Regions from separate parts of the Homo sapiens genome. Here region 1 is linked to region 2. A link is an interaction called in ENCODE POLR2A ChIA-PET data of the cell type or tissue named here. Cell type or tissue: K562. All regions are shown on one strand.

What was found. ChIA-PET counts read pairs that join two places held together with the same protein. Peaks named below come from ENCODE experiments on the same cell type or tissue, not always from the same donor. Only the 100,000 strongest peaks of a DNase experiment are listed, where the experiment ranks them.
Region 1: POLR2A ChIA-PET joins it to region 2 with 5 read pairs; 2 of 35 experiments call an interaction of 5 or more read pairs at or near these places.

The regions. Positions count from the first base shown.
Region 1 is chr1:91,783,240-91,791,239 of GRCh38, forward strand. The region is part of intron 3 of TGFBR3 (transforming growth factor beta receptor 3); the gene reads right to left. Among named protein-coding and RNA genes, the nearest start is that of TGFBR3, 99 kb to the right of the region's middle. RefSeq lists a silencer at 2,666-2,869 and an enhancer at 4,777-4,906. In K562, no CTCF peak of the experiment used is centred here; no DNase peak of the experiment used is centred here.
Region 2 is chr1:91,588,389-91,596,388 of GRCh38, forward strand. No RefSeq gene overlaps it. Among named protein-coding and RNA genes, the nearest start is that of CDC7, 92 kb to the left of the region's middle. In K562, no CTCF peak of the experiment used is centred here; DNase peaks (open chromatin) are centred at 2,973, 3,343, 4,443 and 4,813; H3K4me3 peaks cover 454 bases.

The sequences.
Region 1 (8,000 bases), 190 kb after region 2:
AAATTTCAGGTTCAGCTGAAGGACTCTGTGGTTCAGGTGGAAAAAAAAAGCCATAAATACAAAGCATTATTGTAGGGTGCTTTGGACTAGAACCCTGTCTAATATCTGGGCCTTGATATTTCAGCCTTTCAGACAAGGCCAAGGAGCTCAGAGACAAGGACTCCTTCAATCAGCCAGCAGTGCCACTGAGGTGCCCCGGCGGGCTGGACAGGAAAGCATGGAGAACATGGCTGCAATGGAAGCCAAAGCAGCAGGTCTTCCAAACACAGACTCAGATGCCTGTGTCTTTAAGACCAGACCCTCATAAATGGATTGCTTCTGCTGGACACCACGCTCTAAATAAACAGACTCTTCTGGCCGACACACAACTTCCTGTAGGATTCTGGTGGGTAAAGCTTGAAAAGGCTGCCAAATCCAATGACCAGCAACTTTTGAGCTGACTTAGAAAACAAGCTACAAAGACTTGAGTCCAGAGTAAACAAAGGAAAAAGCCATATTAAACAGGGAACAAATTACTATATCGGCAGGGATATTTTAAGTACTCACTGAGCAAGAAAACAAAATCAAAAAAATCAAGTTATAAGGTATTTAATAATACACGGTAGAGTAAAATGCCCTCTTTCAGTTAGAGGAATCAAAGTTAATTAATTCCAGCAATATTAAGAATTGGCTGGAGTCACCCCCTACATCATGAGGACAGATCATTCTCAATGGCCCAACTTCAAACCTGGCTCAGATCAAATGAGCAACCCAAGGGAGCTGCATAGAGTTGAAAACCATTTATAGCTTTTTACCCAGCTGACGGAAAGGACTAACTAGTTTACTAGCAGATGACTAAAACCCCTCAGAGTAAAGAAGAATGTAACAAAGATTTAGAAATGGGCTAGGGAAAAGACTGAACAAAGATCTGCAGTTTAGAGTAAAAAATAAGATTAATTAAAAGAGATTTAATTAAAAAAGTAAATCAAAGCAGTCATACAAAATGGAGGACACCTGCTTAGCTCCAATGTTGAGGGGCCTAGGGACCAAACACTAAGTCCACTAATAGAATGCAAAGCAAATAAAGATGCACTATGCAAAAGGAAAGTCATTTAAGAAGACTTTCAGTTATACTCTAAATAACATCCTTGGTGCCATGCAATAACCCAATTTGCATAATGCAAAAAAAGACCCAAGACCTAGTTCCTGCCCGAAAGCAGTCCACTCACCAGCTGAGTGTGCAGAATTAACACACACGATTCAGCAGCAAGTAATACAATAAAACATATAATTCCATACTGTGGGAAGGCACAGGTTGTGGTAGGGGGAAGAAGATTCAGAGCGATGTTTAGAAAAGAAAGAAATGGAGGAGGGTAAAGCAATCAGGCAAGGGTTTGGTGAAGAGCTAAGACCTAAGCATGGGCTTCCAAAGTGGCAAGAATTGAGAGACTGAAGAAAGAAGTCCAGGTGGAATTAAGAATAAGGGCGTGGGGCAAGGGGTTTAGCTGGTAAGCCCAGGGGGAGGCTCAGGAATCTATACATCAAGGGATCCGATGCAGGGGCTTCACACAGCACACACACTTTGAGAAGCCGATCCACAGGATTAAGTCCAAATCCTTACGTGGCCTTTCCAGTCTCATCTTCCACTCAGCCCCAGCCTACCCCCTTCATTGTCTTCATCCTCTATTACAGGAATTGCCAAGCTCTTCCTGCAAAGGGCTGAATAGTAACTATTTAAAGCTTTGCAGGCCATGCAGGTCTCTGACACAATACTCAACTCTGCCACAGTAGTGAGAAGGCAGCCATAGACAACATATTATCAAATGGGTGTGGCTTTAAAACTAATAAAACTTTAAAAACAGGCATCGGACTGATGAATGCATTAACAAAACATGGTATAGCCACACAATGAAAACTACCCAGGAATAAAAAGGAATGAAACAACTGATACATGCTACAACATCGAGGAACCTCAAGTGCTTTACGCTAAGTGAAAGAAGCTAGACACAAAAGATACATATTGCATGATCCCATTCATATGAATGTGCAGAACAGATAAATCTAGAAAGTAGATTAGTGGCTACCTTGGGCTAGTGCCGGGTCGTGGGGGGCACACACAGGGAATGGGAGAGTGACTGTTAATAGATACAAGGTTTCTTCTTAGGGTGATGGAAATGTTGTAAAATTAGATTATGGGCCACTGGTTGCACATTTCTATAAATATACTAAAAACCACTGACTTGTACACTTTAAACAGGTAAACTTTATGGTACGTAAATTATATCTCATTAAAGCTATTTTAAAAACACAAACAGGCAGCAGGCAGAATTCAGTCCTGCCTAGCACCCTTGATCTGTCCACCAGCCACACCGTGTAGGTGAAGAACTTTCCTCCACACCTGGCGCCCACTCTGTGTATATTGAGTCCTCCCATCCCTTGGCTCAACAACACTAATTTGACTTTTAAGCCCTCCGTCAAATGTTCTTTCTTCTGGGAATCCTTCCCTCACTTCCAGAGAGAATGAACACACCCTTTGTTGGGCTTCTGTACTTTTTTTTTTTTTTTTTTAGACAGCGTCTCGCTCTGTCTCCCAGGTTGGAGTGCAGTGGCGCGATCGTGGTTCACTGCAGCCTCAACCTTCGGGCTCAAGTGATCCTCCTGCCTCAGCCTCCCAAATAGCTGGGACCACAGGTGCACACTACTATGCCTGGCTGTTTGTATTTTTGATAGAAACAGGGTTTTGCCATATTGCCCAGGCTGGTCTTGAACTCCTAAGCTCAAGCGATCTGCCCGCCTCAGCCTCCCAAAGTGCTGAGATTACAGGCGTGAGCCACCACAGCTGGCCTTCTGCAAATTTTTAAAATATATTAGTCATATTATTTGTCATGTTTCATTAAATTCATTCTCTCTCAACTCTAATAGGTGCTAAAGACATAAAAATGAGTAAGAATCTGGCAGAGCACCTACCTAGCACACAGTGGGTTCTTAATAGTGATTCATTGAACAGGCCTGTGAATGAATAAACAAATTCATTATGAGAGCATTATTTAGAGAAGTTTGGTTTTATGAAGAGGTTCACAAGCTAGACAGAAAGAATCAGGGTCTAAAGCTGAAGAGGCCAGTCCCAGGAGACCAGTTAAGGAGGCTCCAGGGTAAGTGGAGAAAAACAGAGAAATTCAAGGGCAATTGCAGAGGAAATGTCAATAAAATGTGGTGATTGGCCAAATATAGGGTTTAAAGAGAATGGGCAGGCCAGGTGTGGTGGCTCACACCTCTAATCCCAGCACTTTGGGAGGCTGAGATGGATGGATCACTTGAGGCCAGGAGTTCAAGACCAGCCTGGCCAACATGGTGAAACCCCATCTCTACTAAAAATACAAAAATTAGCCAGGTGTAGTGGCGGGTGCCTGTAATCCCAGCTACCTGGGAGGCTGAGGCAGGAGAATTGCTTGAACTCGGGAGGCGGAGGTTGCAGTCAACCAAGATCGCGCCAATGCACTCCAGCCTGGGTGACAGAGCAAGACTGTGTCTCCAAAAAAAAAGACAAAAAAAAAGAGGATGAGTAAATACAAGATGGTTCAAAAGTTCCAAGATGGATGGTACTGGTGACATTGATGGGTCAGGGAAGCCAGATTGAAAAGCCAGCACTAGGGTCAGGAGAACTGGCCTGGGAGGGTTCTTAAATTCTATTTTAGAGAGAATAAAAATTACTGTTAGCTAGCAGTTGACTGTACCTATACCGGCCCTAAGTGCCACAGAGACATTTCTCAATGGTCAGTGAACCCTCTAAAGAAGTGCTACTAGCTGGGCACAGTGGCTCACGCCTATAATCCCCGCACTTTGGGAGGCTGAGACAGGCAGATCACGAGGTCAAGAGATTGAGACCATCCTGGCCAACATGGTGAAACTCCGTCTCTACTAAAAATACAAAAATTAGCTGGGCGTGGTGGCACATGCCTATGGTCCCAGCTACTCAGGAGGCTGAGGCAAGAGAATCGCTTGAACCCAGGAGGCGGAGGTTGCAGTGAGCCGAGGTCACGCCACTGCACTCCAGCCTGGTGACAGAGCGAGACGCCATCTCACAAAAAGTAATAATTAAAAAAAAAAAAGTGCTATTAACATCTCCATTTTACAGATGAGGAAACAGGGCTTAGGGAATTAAGTAACTCACCCAGGGTCACACATGGGGAGTGGCAGAGCTGAGACTAGCCCTGTATCTAACATGGGAGCGAACCACAGTGACAGCCACTCCTCCAGTCCATATCTGAGGCACCTGGCAGCTCAAGATGGGACCCAAGAGCCGGGATGCTTCAGCCATCTGACTGTAGTTCCACTGGAGAAGCCCAGGCAGAGTTTTTGGAGTTGTAAGCAAGGAAGTGACAAGCAAAATCCTAAGACCAGACAAGCCACCTCAGGGAGAGGAGACAGAGGAAAACAGAAAGCCAAGGGCTATGCCTCAGTCAAGAACCCCCGAGGTTAGGCACACTGGCTCACGCCTGTAAGCTCAGCACTTTGGGAGTCCAAGGCGAGTGGATCACTTGAGCTCAGGAGTTTGAGACCAACATGGTGAAAAAAATACAAAAATTAGCCGGGCGTGGTGGTGTGCGCCTATAGTCCCAGCTACTCAAGAGGCTGAGATGGGAGAATCGCTTGAGGTTGCAGTAAGCTGAGATCGCACCACTATACTCCAGCCTGGGCGACAGAGCCAGACCCTGTCTCACGGGGAAAAAAAAAAAAACCCCAAGAAGAAAGAGTGAGCAGCTGAGAAAGAAACAGAAAAACAGATGGAATGGTAGAATGAGAACCAGGAAACCAAGAGGGAGGTGCCAGAAAGGGAGTGCTTGACAGCACTGGAGGCTTCATAAGCTGGGGAGGAGCAAGAGTGGGGCAGGCAGATGTGTAGAGGCAGCTCTGCAACAGAAGTTGGTGCCCCGAGGGGCTAGTCCAGTGCTAGCACCAAGTTCTTGGTTAATAGTGAACATGTCACCGCTACACCCTCTGGCCTGGTTCCCCTAAGGTATTAGGGCTAGGTGGACCCCAGGGACCCTCTAGTCCTAGCAGCCCTTGAGTTGTTCAAAGGGGCATCATCAGGGTCTCCCCAGAGATTAGCTCAGGCCACAGAGAGGGAAGAAGGGAAAGAAGGACGTACAGATGTTCACTCATTCCAGTGGAGCAGGGGAAGGAAAAGAGAAATAAGCTGACCTGAGGCATCAGAGGGGCCAAGTCATACATGGCCTCTTCATCGTGGAAGAAAGAAAAGTGAAATAATTAAACGTGTCTAAACTTACACAGAAATATTTAGAAAATACCGTGGAAGGAGTGATTGAAGTCAATGCAATAAATACTTCTGCAGAGTTTAAGTATTTAAATCAGCGATTAGCAGTTAAGTTTCCTTTTACTCTCAAACAGAATGTCAAGAAGCAGATAAGCAATGGCAAGGAGAAGGCTCAAGCTGGAAAACTGGAGACGCTGCACACGCATGCACTGGGCCTTTGCCCAATCAGCACATCTGCATCTCAGATTTGCAGAGCTGCTCCTGACTTGGGTCTATTGCTTTTTTTTAATACTCTCCCAAAAGTTCTAAGAGCAAAATGTCACATTTTTAAATGCAGAGAGTGCTCTTGTAAAAACATTGTCTAACAACACTTTCAGGAAATTATATAATTCTTTTTTTAAAGCCAAGGGCAGTTACCATGGCAACAGTAGTACAGGTCAGGGTTCTAACCCTAACCTCCATAAAGACAAAACACCATACTGGTTGGAAAATGCTGCTGCTGGACAAATTTTAAAAGGGGTCAGCTGGGCACGGTGGCTCACGCCTGTAATCCCAGCACTTTGGGAAGCCGAGGCTGACGGATCACAAGGTCAAGAGATCGAGGCCATCCTGGCCAACATGGTGAAACCCCGTCTCTACTAAAACTCTACTAAAAATACAAAAATTAGCTGGGCATGGTGGCGTATGCCTGTAGTCCCAGCTACTCAGGAGGCTAAGGCAGGAGAATCTCTTGAACCCAAGAGGCGGAGGTTGCAGTGAGCCAAGATCGTGCCACTGCACTCCAGCCTAGGCGACAGAGTGAGACTCGTCTCGAAAAAAAAAGGGGGTGTCAAGGCAGTCTCTATCTGGGGGAAGAGGCAATAATGACAGGTTTTTACAATCTGTCCAGCCAGCATAGAACATAAATCGGCATTACCTCATTCTAAAAAGGCCGAGTCCAACCAGGCTCAGTCCCTCTGCCGGGGCAGGGGCTGTACTTTCCTGGGGCAACTTTACAGCATCTGGATATTACTGTGACGAATGACAGGATTTAAGTGACGTGACCAACCTGCATCTTGGTAGGAACGTTTTAACTTCTTAGCTTAGCCTTGTGTCCTGGTTTGTTTCCTAAACCCCGGTGTTTGCTATTACCTCTCTGATTTCTGCTTTCACTTTTTCTAAAAGTCCAAGACTGCATTTTTGGAGAGTTCCTATTGGAGAGTTAGCTGGAATTTTAGATTGAACATCTTGCCCCAAAGTGTTAGACATCATCCTTGACTAGTGTGACCAGTGCCAGCTCTCGCTTGCATTGTCCTCTGTTGTGACAGCTAGCAGATGCATTGCCTTGCTGTCCCTAACCCTGCTCCCCTTTCCAGGCCTGGACTGGCACCTTCACACGACCTAGCAGGGTGTCATTGTTTAAATTGCATTGAGTGTCTTCAAGTAAAGGAGTAACTCTTTTTATATAATATGAGTGTCCTATTCATTCAGGCCCTCCAATCCTATGTGGACAGACAGATTCAGTTGCCTTTGTAGGTAATGAAATGATTTCTATAGTAATACTCAAATAAATGGGGAAGGGAAGAAAGGAGAGAGGAAATGGGCAGGTGGGGAGAGACAGAGAAAAAAGAGAGAGAGAGAGAAATAGTACAGGCATGGGCCACATAACAATGTTTCAATCAACAAGGGACCACATATACAACGGTGGTCTCATAAGATTATAGTACCATAATTTTCCTGTACCTTTTTGACATTTAGGCATGTTTAGGTACACAAATTCTTACCATTGTGTTACAATTGCCTACAATATTCAGCATAGTAACATGCTGTGCACATTTGTAGCCTAGTAGCCATGGGCTATATATACCATATGGCCGAGGTGCGTAGTAGGACATACCATCTAGGTTTGTGTACCTACACTATGATGTTTGCACAACACAATCCCCTAACAACACATTTCTCTGAATGTGTCTCTGTCATGAAGCAATGCATGACAGTATCTGTTAAGGACTGGTGGAAAACTAAATGACCATTTCAGAGGTAATCTTCCCTGTCAAGCTGGGTGATTTCCAGAACAGCTTCCTTTTAAACAAACACCAGGCAGTGCTTATATGCGGAATGTATTTGTTTAGAAACCAAATTTCACTGATATACAGTGTCTGTGTGTGAGGGGTTTCCTTTGACACTTGCTTAGTACATACCACATAAAAGGTATCTCAAACATAAATAGCCCTGGGTTTTTTGTTTTTTCTGCATATGCACAGGACTGCATTAGGAAGTCATTTATGAATAGCAGCAGGGTAAAAAATGCCCCAGATAGAGAAAAGAATGTAGCTAGTTTAATGTTTTTGCTCTCACATATGTACTCTCCCAAAACCCAGCCTTGAGATTTTGTATCAGTTCTTTTAGTGGTGTTGGGCAAGGCACACCCACTCCTCCCCAAGCACTGTATTATCTGAATCTCGATAATCGAGGGGGAAAAAGAGAAAAGGTGTTCGTGTATTAATATTGTGGAAATGGGGAAGGATTACATATAGATAGGTAGGTAGGTAGATAAAGATCTCCAAAATGGTCAATCTTTGAATTGCCAAATTCCCCAATGTAAGCAAAAAGATGTCAAATCAGATGGCGAAGTCTGAATACTGAAGCTCTTGCATATCATTCTTAGCAAGAAGAGTCAGTTAATATGCTAGTTCTCTCTTACCACACAGTTAAAACAAGTTTGGATACAAGACGTAGTAAATTATAAGCAGAGGACAGGTGAGCT
Region 2 (8,000 bases):
GTGATCCGCCCGCCTTGGCCTCCCAAAGTGCTGGGATTACAGGTGTGAGCCACCGCACCTAGCCCATGTATTTTATTTTTAAGAGTACCTTTCTTTGACCGTTACTCCTTCAAACTTCCATCATATCTCTGCCTTCCATCAAACTTCCTTAAAGGGAAACTGTTGCCTTCATCTTCCCACTGCCTAAATCCCTACCTTCTATGCCAGAGGTTCTCAGGCTTGGCTGCACATGGGAATTCCCTGGAGCCAGGACCCACCTCCAGATATTTTGATGGAGTTGCCGGAGAGTGTGTCCTAGGCCAGGGGGATCCTGCCCTCCTACATACTTGCAAATCCAATGTTCTTGGTAGGAGAAGGGACAACTTAATAAGTCTCAAGCAAGTTAAGAAAGCTCAGAGGAAAAGGTGGACGTATTTGCCTACTTAAAAATTTTAAAGCTTCCAGGTAAATAGATTATTTTCCTGTTAAATTAATGAACACATTTTACATATTAATACCCAATGCTGGTGAGAACAAGCTTCTCATTCATTGCTAACGACTGAGTAACTAGGTATATAATTCCTTGGAAAAACAATTTAGCAAACTATCCAGGGGCATAAAAATGTACATACTATTTAATTCATTATTTCTACGTCTGGAAATCTATCCTAAGGAAGTAATTCAAATGCTGAAATATAACTAAAGTACTCAAAATGCTGATTGCAGTATTATTTACAATAGTGAAAAATTGGAAGCAACCTAAAAAAACAAAAGGGGAATGATAAATGTATTTATGGTGCATTTAGTGGTTTGAATATTAAGGTACAAATGAAAAGATAATTATGAAGACTATAACATGAAAAAATGCTTATAAGTGGGAAAAAAAGCAGTACATGTAATTATTGATATAATGTAGGAGGAAAGTTGGTAAAGACAAATCAAGCCTGGCTTAAACTAATTATGTGGCTTTTTAAATGTCACAATTTCACATTTTAATAAATACTAAATATTAACTTGGGAATTTGGGCAAATAGGCTTAGACCTTTTTTTAAAAAAACTCTTCCAGCCGGAGATTTTTAGTTTTAACTTTAGTTGACTTTTCCAAATACATTTGAAAACAAGATTAGCAAGCTAGTTTTGTCCTGATAGCACTGTGCTCCCCTAAGCTTGAATCTTGTAAACATGTCTCAGGATGATAACACAATTATCTTGAATCTTATCCCTTTTTAGGGAAGCTGCTCTCATTTTTCCCAGCTGGAAGATTTGTGGAAGACATTTGACTTTATGCTCTTGTTTCAGTTTCATCAGTAACACAATTTCTCCAGTGGATTGTTTTTTCCTTGTGGCAAAAGGAAGAAATTCAGGCTCACAGTTAAATGCTAATTCTAGAAAGCAACCCTGAGGGACATTATTCTCAGCATTTCCTGAATTCCTTGGTATAATAATGGATGGTCATTATGTTTTGGGGTCCCCATTTGGACTTGGGGGTAGAGGACAAAAATTAAATGAAGCTCTGAAATTATCCTTGAATGATAGAAATGCATCACACAGTGTAACAGAACACACAAGTGACTGGGAATACAAAGAAGGCCGGTGAATTTTTTTTTTTTTTCGGAGTCTCGCTCTGTCACCAGGCTGGAGTGCAGTGACACGAACTTGGCTCACTGCAACCTCTGCTTCCCAGGTTCAAGGGATTCTCCTGCCTCAGCCTCCCGAGTAGCTGGATTACAGGCACAGGCGACCACGCCAAGCTAATTTTTGTATTTCTGGTAGAGATGGAGTTTCACCATGTTGGCCAGGATGGTCTCCATCTCCTGATCTTGTGATCCACCCGCCTCAGCCTCCCAGAGTGCTGAGATTACAGCCGTGAACCACCGCGCCCACCCAAGATTTTTTAAAAATCAAGAAATGTGGAGGAGAGGCTTGTAGCACAATATAGACTGGACACCTCAGACTTCTGAAAGGCACACACGGAGGTCTTTCTCCCGTGTGGATTTTTGCCAGCCATGGTCACTATTTGCCATCCCTTTCCACGGAGGACTGAGCTGAATACAAGTCCTCTTATAAGCACAAGCTTGTTCTGAGTTAGTGCTTCATTGAGAGAAAACGAGGATGTAGAGCTTCGAGAATAGGGGCCAGATGGTGTCACAGTGAAATACAGCACAGGCTCCACTCAGGGCTTTGTTCAGAGCAAGGTGAATGTTGTATCCTGTTGGGACAACACTTTATTCTCTGAGGGACAATAAAGTGGCTACCCCCTGCTTTTACATGCATGCTTACACCTGTTTGCAGAGACAGGTTTGTAAGGCATCCTTGCTAGAAAATGCACGCTTTTACTCTCTGGCTGAAAATATCTTACAAGTAGATGCTTAAAAAGCACAAGATTTATATTTTCTATTTTATTTGTAAAAGTCCTAACTTGTCTGCAGGCTTGATTCCCTTGAAGCCTGCCGTACTTTTCTTTGGAAACCTACATTTGTGGACAAAGGCATTGTTCATTCCCCAGAGCCCAAAGTCCAATTGAGTCCAACAATATGGAATTTTAAAAGCTCAAATTTTGTTTTCTTGAGTGATCTAGGGTTTTTCACCTGCTGTTGGTTTTTCCTTAGAAGACTCACGGGTAAGTGTGTCAGACATGGACCAGAATCAAAGTACTATGCAGTATTTTGAAAAGAGCAAAACTGTGTGGAAACATACCTGTTTGTCACAGCACCATTTGGAAGTCATTTGTACAAATGACAGCAATGCATTTATGTTGCATTTGGGAACAGCATAGATAGAATTTGAAATAAATTGCAGTGATATATAGTGCACCACTTTCGACTTCAAATAGCAGAAGAACTTACATGAAATTCATAGTGTAGTATAAATGCAGCCTCATGAACATCTGAACATCCTTTCTGCACACAGTCCCTTCCTGCCAGGTGTGCTCTAGAGACATAGTACAGTGGGATGGACTGCGGAGCAGCCGCCACAACTCCAGCCGATTAGAAGAAACTGCTGACTCATGCAAAAGTCTGAGGCAAGTTTCTGCAGTAAAGGAAGAGGCGCACTGGAGATATTAGAAGGCAGGCAACATTGACTTCTCTATCCAGTGCTGACGCCCCCTTCACATTTCCCGAGGTGAGGTTCTTTTGGGTCTGGTAGCCCCGCTGGCCTAGAGGTCAACATTGACACTGTTTACACTCGGAATACAGCGAAGGGACTGGCAGGAAAACCACTGAGAAACATTAATGATGCAAGGCTGGTATTGCAGAAGAAAACTAAGGCTGTGATCTGCAAAAATCTAACATGGAACTCGATCTCAGCCAGGTTTCGAAAACCTGGGTATTCTCTTTTTCGAAGTTGAAAGCAACTTTTTAGGAGGTAAGTGCAAACCTGGTTGTGTGGGTGGATTGCAGCAGGATCTAATTTGAGCACAGTTCTGAGAATCCAGACTCTGTGAAGTCCTTTCTGGCTGTGCTAACCCACTGCAGGAGTTTGGGAAAGTTGCCTGATTTCTCTGTGCCCTACTTTACATGGTGGGGAAAGGACAAACTAGGGCATCATCAAAGGCTTAAGATAATAAAAATTTTCCTTGACCTTTTAAAGAGATTGCATCAATAAAAAATACGTAACTAGAGGAAAGTGATATCAGTGATGTAGGCTTCACTTGGAAAATATAGTACATTAAAAAAAATTAGACAGTGTTTCCTTTATCTTCTCAAGATGCTTATCTTCCACACAGCGGAGAACAAAGTTTCTTTTTTTTTGAGAGGGAGTCTCGCTCTGTCACCCAGGTTGGAGTGCAGTGGTTCAGTCTTGGCTCACTGCAAGCTCCGCCTCCCGGGTTCACGCCATTCTCCTGGCTCAGTCTCCTGCGTAGCTGGGACCACAGGCGCCCGCCTCCATGCCGGGCTAATTTTTTGTATTTTTAGTAGAGACGGGGTTTCACCGTGTCAGGCAGGATGGTCTCGATCTCCTGACCTTGTGATCCACCTGCCTCGGCCTCCCAAAGTGCTGGGATTACAGGCATGAGCCACCAGGCCCGCCCAGCAGAGAACAAAGTTTCTAAAACACCCATCAAATCATTCTGCTTCCCTGATTAAAGTCCCTCACTGGCTGCCAGTTGCTTACACAATGCGATTCGGATTCCTTGGCTCCGCAGCCAAAGCCCTCTGTGATTCGGTGCTGCCCACCTCTCTAGTGTCAACCCTCGCCCACCTTCCATGCACCTCCTCCCCAGGAGCTCCCGAAGGCTGTACTCAAAGGGATGGGAGGTGCCCCACTGCCATGGTCACAGTGAAGATGCATCAGAAGACGGAGGTGATAAAGAGCCTCCTGAGACCATCCACCCAAGGCCACCTTCGAAGAAACTCAGAAGACCGTGTCCTTGGCCACCCTGTACAGGAGTTCTACTAAGAGTCAGGCTTTCTCCACTGATCTTCTGTGGATGTTTGCTCTTCATCTCTCCTCCCCCTCCCTGTTCTTGACCCAAGGTTCGCTGGAAGTACTCTGATGTTGCACATTATCTGTCAGCAAGGTTTACTGAGAACTCCAGTCCCAGCAACACCAAATGGCACAGACTCATCTGTACAGAGCCTGAAATACCTAGAAACAGGTAGTGAGCTATGAAATGAGACAGAGACCCAGGCTGCAGGCAGATTGCCGAGGGCAGAAATACACAGAGGTTCTGGGAAACCATGGCTTGGAGGTGGCTCCAGTTCTGGGTCCCTGTCCTCGGCCCCTGCAGCCACCACATTTTCTAGTGTTTGCTTCCTGAACTAGGGGCCATTTTGCTGTCTTACCTCAGGGCACCTACTGAATTCATCTGTCAGGTTCTGGCTTTTTAAGTGTTAGGTTCACCATGAACACAACTCAGCTGTCCTGTTGCCTTTGACCTCCAATTGCCCATGACTTCCACTTACCCTAGATAGGGGTGAAGGCACCTTATCAGGTCAACCAAAGAGCAGCCATGTCTGCCTTCCCCTCAGATCAGGTGGACAAGTGAATCAAGAAACCATATGATTACAGCAGTCTTATTCCGAGCAGGCACCAGGCCAGCCTTTTACTTTTGTTACTGCCTTTTTTGGGGAGTGGAGTTGTGGGGGTGAGATGGGGGACAGAGTCTTCCTCTGTCTCCCAGGCTGGAGTGCAGTGGTGCGACCTCGGCTCACTACAACCTCTGCCTCACGATTCAAGCAATTCTCCTGCCTCAGCCTCCTGAGTAGCTGGGACTACAGGCATCCATTACCATGCCTAGCTAATATATTTTGTATTTTTAGTAGAAACGGGTTTTACCATGTTGGCCAGGCTGGTCTCAAACTCCTGGCTTCAAGTGATCTGCCTGCCTCGGCATTCTAAAGTGCTGGGATTATAGGTGTGAGTCACCGCACCTGGTCTTGTTACTGCTTCTCCTCCTCTCCCTCATCCTCCGATGAAGGTGTTATCATCCCCATTTTTCAGATGTGGAAGCTGACACTTAGAGAGGCTCAGTAACTTGCCCAAGGTCATAGCTAGAAGGGGATGGGACTGGGATTCCAACCCAGTCCAATCCAGGTCTGATTCCAAAAACTGCTCTCTTCTAGTATGCTAATCATTACATTGTGCTTAATATGGGTTAGATACTCTTCTAAGCACTTTACAGGCTGGGACCTACAATGGGGTGTTCCAATAAACCTGTAGTAAGTCAAAAATGCATGTACATCTAACCTACTGACATCACAGCTTAGCCTAGCCTACCTTAAACATGCTCAGAACACTTACATTAGCCTACAATTGGGCATAATTATGGAATACAAAGCATCTTTTATAATCATTAAAATAAAAATTTTATAATCATTAAAAATCAAAAATTCAGAATTTAAAGTTCAGTTTCTACTGAATGAGTGTCACTTTTGCACCATTATAGAGCCAAAAAATTTTAAGTCGGGACCACCAGTATTTATAACTCACTTAAACCTCGCAACATCTGTAGGAAAGAGGAACAATTATCTCCGTCTTCCAGGGGAACATCTAAGGCCCAGAGAGTTTCAGCAACTTGCTTAATGTCGCACAGCTGTTAAGGGGCCGGGACAGGATCAGTCTGGCAGCCTAGATCCAGAGGCTGTGCTCCTCACTCCTGTGAGGCACAAACTCCCCATGCTTCAGCCTCCTGAGGTGTTGGCACAACCAACACTTCTGGAGCGCCTCCCTTGGGTAGGCACAGTGCGAAGGCACTGCAAGAAGAATGTAAAGTGCATACATGTCCTTGAACTCAAGGAGCATACTAAGTCCAACTGACATGTCGGGAGCAGGGGTGGCAGTTGTTGCGGGGGCAAGAGGCCTTTACAAAGGCATGCTGAGGGGCATGTCTACCCTGCATCTCCAGGTTTACTTCTAAAAACCATAACAGAGTTCCTTTTCGGAAATCTTTACAATGTACAGACCTCTATGCTGTCAGGGGCTGCTGAGAAATAGCAAAACCCTGTCTTTGGCTTTATCTCCTTAGATAGAGGAGAAATCCACAGTTATGTGAGATCGAAGGAGAGCCAAGCTTTGACACTGTCCAGCTCTGCTTGCAGAGAAAGGCAGTGGCCGGAGCAAAGGCTGACCATGGAAGCTTGACCGAAGGCTGCTCAGCAGCAAACAAGACAGCCAGGTGCCCCCGGCAATTCCTGACCTCCCCCAAGCAGCTTGAAGGCTTTGCCTAGGCATCTGTCATTCTCTTCAGTCACTCTGGGCAAAGGGGCAGAGGCAAGGTCTGGGAGCTCCTTGGGCCATGGACACTGGTTTCTGCATCTGTTCTTCCTGGGGTTCTCTCGGACACCCCCTGGCTCACAGTGCAAGCTCAGTTAAGAATGCAAACATTGGTGCCAGACAGACTGAGTGGGAATCTAGCTAAGAGGCCTGGGGCGTGCCCATGGTTACCTTGTCTATAAAATGGGGCTAACAACAGTTCCTATCTCAGAAGGCCATTGTGAGGAATAAACATAGTAATGTGTAATCTAAAATACAGGTCTGGCACATAGCTCCATGATGGTGCTCCATCAATGTTAGCTATTATTAAATTCTAAAACCCAAGTCAACTGTTAACTTTTTTCTGAATCCCTCTGCCCCTTCTCTAAGTTCTGGGCTTGTACAGTATTTTAGAGAAAGAGAGGGAGAGATCTCTGCTATGACACTGATCCTATTGAATTGTAATTACGTCTCTCTGTCTCTTCCACTAGATCATGACTTTCATCTGAGGGCTGGACCTTACTAATGTGTATCCAGCACGGTGTCAGAGGCACTGCCAGTATTGGCTAAAGTAATTGATTAAACGGAATCCTATCCTTGTGCTGCCTTAGGGACCCCACAAGCCTCCCCACGCTACCATCCCTCAGGTTGTAACTAGAGGCCTGGACAGATGTGTCTGCTGTTCTAGGTAATGGGATTTCCTCTGAAGACCCTCTTTGTTACCACATGGGCCTTTATCCAGCAGCAGGACACAAGTAAGGGAACATATAGGGACTCAAACCCTGAGCCAAGTTTCCAGACTGGGCCAGTAGATGTGTGGATTCTTACTTCCTTTGCCTAACTGTTCGGCCTTCCTAAGTTCTCCATATGGCAATAGCTTCCTAAATTTGTCCCTTACATTTTTCCCCTCTCCTCTAATTTCTTCTGAACACCAGTGCTTCTCAAAGTTTAACATGCACACAAATCACCTGGGGATCTTGTTCAAATGCAGAGTCTGATTGGGCTGGACTGGGATGAGGCCAAAGTGCTGCATTTTTACCAAGCCCCTGGGAGATGCAGATGCTGTCAGTCCTCATTCGATAGCTTGAGTAGAAAGGCAGGGCACCACTGCCAGGATAATCTCCTAACACGGAACTGTGATCATGTCACTTTAGTGGATTTGAACAGACCCTTCACCAAAAGAGATATAAAGATGGCAAATAAACACATGAAAAGATGCTCGATATCATTAGCCATTAAGGAAATGCAAGTTAAGGCCACAGTGACATTCCACCACACACAGAATACCTAAAATTAAAAATTACAATACAGGCACACCTCAGAGA